Linked DNA regions of Homo sapiens: region 1 is linked to region 2. A link is a loop called in an ENCODE intact Hi-C map of the cell type or tissue named here. Cell type or tissue: ascending aorta. All regions are shown on one strand. Links, peaks and the distances in the headings refer to the core of each region. The heading gives the core; the rest is flanking DNA. Region 1 overlaps LINC02284 (long intergenic non-protein coding RNA 2284). Region 2 overlaps LINC02284 (long intergenic non-protein coding RNA 2284).

The links. Hi-C counts contacts between places; a loop is a spot of excess contacts. Peaks named below come from ENCODE experiments on the same cell type or tissue, not always from the same donor. Only the 100,000 strongest peaks of a DNase experiment are listed, where the experiment ranks them.
Region 1: it touches region 2 in a loop (2.8-fold over the local background); 6 of 110 quality-filtered maps call a loop at or near these places.

Annotation. Positions count from the first base shown.
Region 1 is chr14:56,356,166-56,359,079 of GRCh38, forward strand. All of the region lies in intron 6 of LINC02284 (long intergenic non-protein coding RNA 2284), which reads left to right. Among named protein-coding and RNA genes, the nearest start is that of LINC02284, 47 kb to the left of the region's middle. In ascending aorta, for the core only: no CTCF peak of the experiment used is centred there; a DNase peak (open chromatin) is centred at 1,527; H3K4me3 peaks cover 835 bases; H3K27ac peaks cover 1,536 bases.
Region 2 is chr14:56,421,571-56,424,484 of GRCh38, forward strand. All of the region lies in intron 6 of LINC02284 (long intergenic non-protein coding RNA 2284), which reads left to right. Among named protein-coding and RNA genes, the nearest start is that of LINC02284, 110 kb to the left of the region's middle. In ascending aorta, for the core only: a CTCF peak has its summit at 1,220 (motif pointing left); a DNase peak (open chromatin) is centred at 1,301.

The sequences.
Region 1 (2,914 bases), core at 248-2,747, 65 kb before region 2:
GGATTAGTCAAATCAGGTTGTCAAGTTGATCCATCCTTTATAAAATTCCCCATCACAATTTTACCTAATGCTTTGAGCAGTCACTGATCATTGCCTAGAATAGACCCCTTGTTTTACCGGGTGTTCCAAAGTGTGAATTTTCTAATTCCACTATTCTTTATGCATTTATTAGCTAGAATTCCATAAGAAGAACTTACCCTTGTCAACTAGTTAGACATCCTAAAATACATTCAATACAGAAAAGACAGGATAAATGTCTATCCCATGCTTTTAACCACTGTGCTATCCTGGAAAGATAATGCTTTCTCACAAGCATGATCTGATAGGGTGGGGCTGGCATCAAAAGGGTCTAGCTAGTGAAGGTTCTCATCCTTAGGTCTCAGGAGACTATGCAGATTGAAGCAGGATTTCTGTTGGGAGATGGAAAGAGGAGATCAGGGCAAGCTACAGGGAGAGGAGTCTGGCAAAGTTTCTGCCCCAGCCCATGAGGCTGCCACAGACACAGAACTGGAGTGTGATGGGGAAATAGGACAGAGGCCCTGGAATATGGAACAGGCACACTGGGTGAGGTTAAAAGCGGGAGGAGTTAAGAACATCACTGGAAATGAAAGGGTCTAGGGTCTCCACCCAAGCAAGAGGAAGCTGAGCCAAAGTGTAGCTGGGCTCCTTAAAGGGGGCGGGGAATGAATACTAGACAATGTGGGACTGAGCCCTGGAGGGAGTGTTCTGAAAAGTGTTCGTGAAGGGCTGGGTTTGTATGACTGAAGAATCGTGCTGTACCACTGGGTCCGGAGCTGCTATGCCTTAGCTGGTTTGGCACCAGCCACCTCCTCATGAACCCCAACTGGAAACTCCACTTCCATGACCGAACAAAAAGGACCAGATTTCCAAAGGGACACAGCTAGAGGAAATGGAGCCAATACTAACTTTATATGGCCAATGCATTCATCACTGGTTCAAACCGGTACCCAGTCAGTGAATCCGCCACCCTGATTTTGCCCATGTATGACCCTACTCCCAGCGCAATCACATAAATGCCCCCAAAACGTTGAGTTGGAGTATTTCTGGTTCTAGAGCTGTGTTATCTAGGCCAGAACAGCTAAGAGATGTAAATGCAGACTCTCCAGGGCCTCTGCCCATCCTCTCAGCACCTGACTCCTCTCACTTGGGGCTCCAGAGACCCATCCCTGCTATTATATTCAGGAATTGACTGTAAAAACCAAACCACTCTGACCGATTAAAATTTCTTGTCTTCCTGCTGCATTACTTACAAGAGAACCAAGAACTATTTTTAGATTTAAAAAACAGCAGTTTGCTGGTGCTTGCCATCCCATTTGTAACAGATTTCCAGAGATTAACACTTGCTAGGTTTTTGGCCACGTTTAATCACAAAAGTAATTCTCCATTCCATCAATACGCTCAGCTCGAGGGATAAAAATAGCACTGCAATCTGGTTGGGTGCCTCTCAGCCGTGGGGCTCTGCTTCCCCAGTTGCTGTTTTAATGTTGTTATGGAATTGCTGACCCGCTTTAAGGATATGTGTGTGCAAGGCAGCACATGAGGGTGGCCCGTATCTGATGTGCTGTTAGGCTCAGTGAGGCCCTCCGCATGCTAGAAAAGCGGTCTCTCCACCGAGCAAATGAAGAGTGTAATTGTGTCTGATTATCTGGCCAGATTTTATAAGTGAGAAACTATATAGTACAATTGTAGCTACTTGAGAGGCTGAGGCAGGAGAATCGCTTGAACCCGTGAGGCAGAGGTTGTGGTGAGCCAAGATCACGCCACTGTACTCCAGCGTGGGTGACAGAGCAAGACTCGGTCTCAAAAAAAAAAATTACTTTAGATAAGAAGTATTAATACTTCAGTAGGTGAAAATTACTCCATGACAGCCATCCTGGCTGTGGCTCCTCTTTTCCTGTAGGGTGTCCACTAACCAACCGCTAAAGAAGGGAAGAAACTCCAGTAGGAATTGCATGTCAGCTTCTGCCTTGATTTGCTTTTGTTTCTCTGTATAACTCCAGTTGTGTAGATCTGCCAATATGGAGCTCTTGTGGCTCACAGGAAATAAATGTCACTAAATGCCACTACAATCAGTTTACATTGGTCATCCTGTAAAGTTTTCTTTCTGGTCTCTAGAAATTACTGATATTCTTGGATCTCCACATACCTGTGGTGGATTTTCAAGGCGTGAAGAAGGTACCCCCAGCTGCCTCCAGAGAGAAGGCATGGGGCTTCACCTCTCTGTTTGGAGAGCTTTCAATCCTCTGTGCTGCTTCTGCAGTATGTTAAATGATGTCTCATTCATTGCTCATCATGTGTTATTCTGTGGGTGAACGTCTTGGTGGCAGAACTTCTGAATCTATCAGACACAGTCTTCCTTTCTCTGATAACAGCCACCCCAAGAAGACATACAGGTCCCCTATGCTCACAACTAAGGTAAAAAATAACACACACAGAAGCATTCTGGCCACTCCAAATGTAAGTAAATTTGAAAACCCTGGAAGAGTTATTGACTTTCCTCCTGACAGAGTCCTCCATAGCGCTTCCTGCCTCCTTGTCCTTCCAGGCCCTTTTTTCTGCCATATTCTTCATCAAGCTTAATAACTTAGGAAACACCAATCCCTCTTCTTGGGACCCTTTTCTTCTTGGGAAATGGATTTTCTTAACTGATCAATTATATGATGTCTTACATTGATGGACATGATTTTTCATAACATCATGTATTTTAGAATTAGGGAGGAAAAAACAAAGAATATCTAGTCCAGCATTTATCCAAAGTATAATCTGAAACACACTGAGCAGAGAGATGTTATAGAAAAAGCGTCCCACAGTCAAGCAAGTCTGGAGAACATTAACCGAAATTCCCAAGTCACATTGGCTAAATTTCAAAGGCTTCTCTCAGACCCCCTTGCGG
Region 2 (2,914 bases), core at 223-2,722:
GGAGATAACCTGTTTTCTTGCCTTTTACATCTTCTAGAAGCTTTCTGCATTCCTTGGCTTGTGGCGCCTTCCTCTGTCTTCCCAGCCAGCAATGGCCAGTCGAGTCTCTCTCATATCATATCACTGACAATGATTGACCTGTCATCCTCTTTCACTTATAAACACCATTGTGATTACATCGTGCCCACCCCCAGACAATCCAGGATAATCTCCCCATGTCAAGATCACAGCCGAGCATGGTGGCTCACACCTATAATCCCAGCACTTTGGGAGACCGAGGCGGGTGGATCACCTGAGGTCAGGAGTTAGAGACTAGCCTGGAGCCTGGCCAACATGGTGAAACCCCGTCTCTACTAAAAATACAAAAAGTTAGCCAGGTGTGGTGGCAGGCACCTGTAATCCCAGCTACTCAGGAGGCTGAGGCAGGAGAATCGCTTGAACCCGGGAGGCAGTGGTTACCGTGAGCTGAGATCACGCCATTGCACTGCAGCCTGGGTGACAAGAGTGAGACTCCGTCTCAAAAAAAAAAAAAAAAATCACATCTGCAAAGTCTTTTGCCATGTGCAGTAACCTGTGCACAAGTGCCAGGGAGCAGGACATAGACGTTTTGGGGAGGAGGGCACTATTCTGCCTACTGCAATGGTACTGAAGCAAAAGCAATTTTAAAGATTCTTAATATTTTCATCAGTTCGATAAATCAGAAGTGAACTCTTGAGGAGTCTTAAACATTTGGAGGAGGCTCTGTTGGAGAGCTGGCCCTTGCATGCCTCCACCACTATGTTGCTTAGCCATGACTTATCCCATTTCTTGAGGAAAGAGTAATGTGTTTTGGATCTGAGACACAGATGACTACATTCCCCTTGTCACCTTCACTTTGCCAATTCTCCATTTATTTCATTCTATAGAGACCTGACATATTGCCCTTAGAAACTGGCTACTCCCTAGAATACTGCCAATTTGGGGTTAGATGAGAACGATTATAAGATGGCTACTCAAAATAGTGCAGCTTGATTGAAGGTGTATTACAACATCCTCAGCAAATAATAAAAAATAGTGGATTAAAAAAAAAATTGCATTGGGGTTTTGTTTAAAAGGAGGTTACCCCTCCCTACATTGCTGTAGCATGGTGATTCTCTTTATTTTGGTCACTGTTATATTTCGTTCTGTTTGCAACACTATACTTCTATCAGCTGATGTGATGCAGCCAGCAGCTGCCCCCTTGTGTTAGAAATGTCCTATAGCTTAACCATGGAGAATCAGGACTTAATTCATTTACCCTGGCTCCTCCATTTCTTTCCCTGCCAACACAGCTGCAGCATAGCTCCTCCATCTAGAAACCTGGCAGCTATCCCAGCTGGAAGCTACCTGCCAACACTTTTCTGAAGACCAGCCAGAGGAGGAAGAACAGGAGGGCAGAGGGCTGAGGAGGGAGGCAAGAGAAGATGCAAATCTAATTGCACTGGCCTCCAGCCCTCTTCAGATCTCTGTGCTTCCAGAGGGGGTGACATACCATCAGCCATGACTGATCTTGCTTGTAAAAGTCCTATTTAGATGTAAGCACACTTCCCTGAGGTTTCAGATTCCAGAATTACCCTAATATTCCTCTTTACTTTGCAGTTATGCAGAACCAGGAACACCCCACTGACTGGAATAATGACCTCCCAGGCAGAAGAGTGGTGGATTGATGTTCTGATGTCTCTTTACCCTTATACTAGTCATTAAATTATGTACCTTCTTCTCACCTCCATAATGAGCCACAACGCTGTCCAACTTTTCTAGGAGAGGACCTCTTGTTAATGTCAAATTTTATACCATTCCCACATGATAGTAGTTGTACTTTTAGTATCTGTTGATTTTTAAAATATGTGATAAAAAGCACCTGAGTTCAATAAGATTTGGATTAAGTTTTATTTTAATCACACGGTATTGAATTACATTTGAAAATCAGCAAGGACGGGGACGCTGCAGTACCCTGTAAATACCAGTGAGATGAATAAAGAAAGTGCTTGGGGTGCATATGGATTCATGGACCTTTTTACAATAACTCAACACCCTAGAGAAGGAGTGGTTCACAGGCTGGGGCACCACTGGAGAGAAACAGGGGCCAAACTTGCTCAGTTTTGTGTGTGCATGGGCCGGGTCCAGGAGCAGCTCTGTGAGCTCCTTCCAAGTCTGTGCCCTTGGGAAAAGATCAGTGTTTAGATCAGGCCCACCCACAGGAAACCACACTGTTAAAATCCCTTCTTTCGTGGTTCTGAAATCTTCAAAATAAACAAAGCTACCCTGTAGGCTGGGACTTCAGTTGTATCCTTTTGGTTCATGTTACAAACTTTACAAGGAAAAGTGGCCTCATGGCAGCTGGAGCAAAGGAGGGAAATTAAGTAGACAAGACACTTCCTAGGACAGGCGGCTCTAGTCCAGGGGCCTCCCAAGGGGAGCGTGATTTCAAGTTTGCTGCTCTCCCACAAACGAGATGGTAGCTAAAGAAAAGGTAAATGAAGAGAGCTGGCTAGAAACAGAGGTGATAATTCAAGTACTTAGAAACCAGTAGGGCCTGGGTGTCAGTGCATTGGAATGATCCATGAGCCAGAGCTCCTAAAAAGGCCCTGAAGCACAGTCTTCTCCCCACTACCCTAAGGAGCAGGTATTAACCCTTTGGTTGCTGGATCAAGGGAAGGTGAGGGGTTCCAAGGTGGCTGGGGTGGTTGTACAGGGAGTGGATGCAGAGGCAACTTAGCAGCCAGTAAGGAAGCATTTCAATATTTAACAACTGGATATGCTACACCCCTGCATATTGGCAGCTGAAATCTGTAATCAAGAACTCGATGTGTCTCATAGAGGGTTTTGGAGCCATGGGGAGAAAATATTGACAAAATCCAGTTCCTTTGTTTCTCTCACTATTGCTCTAACTGGT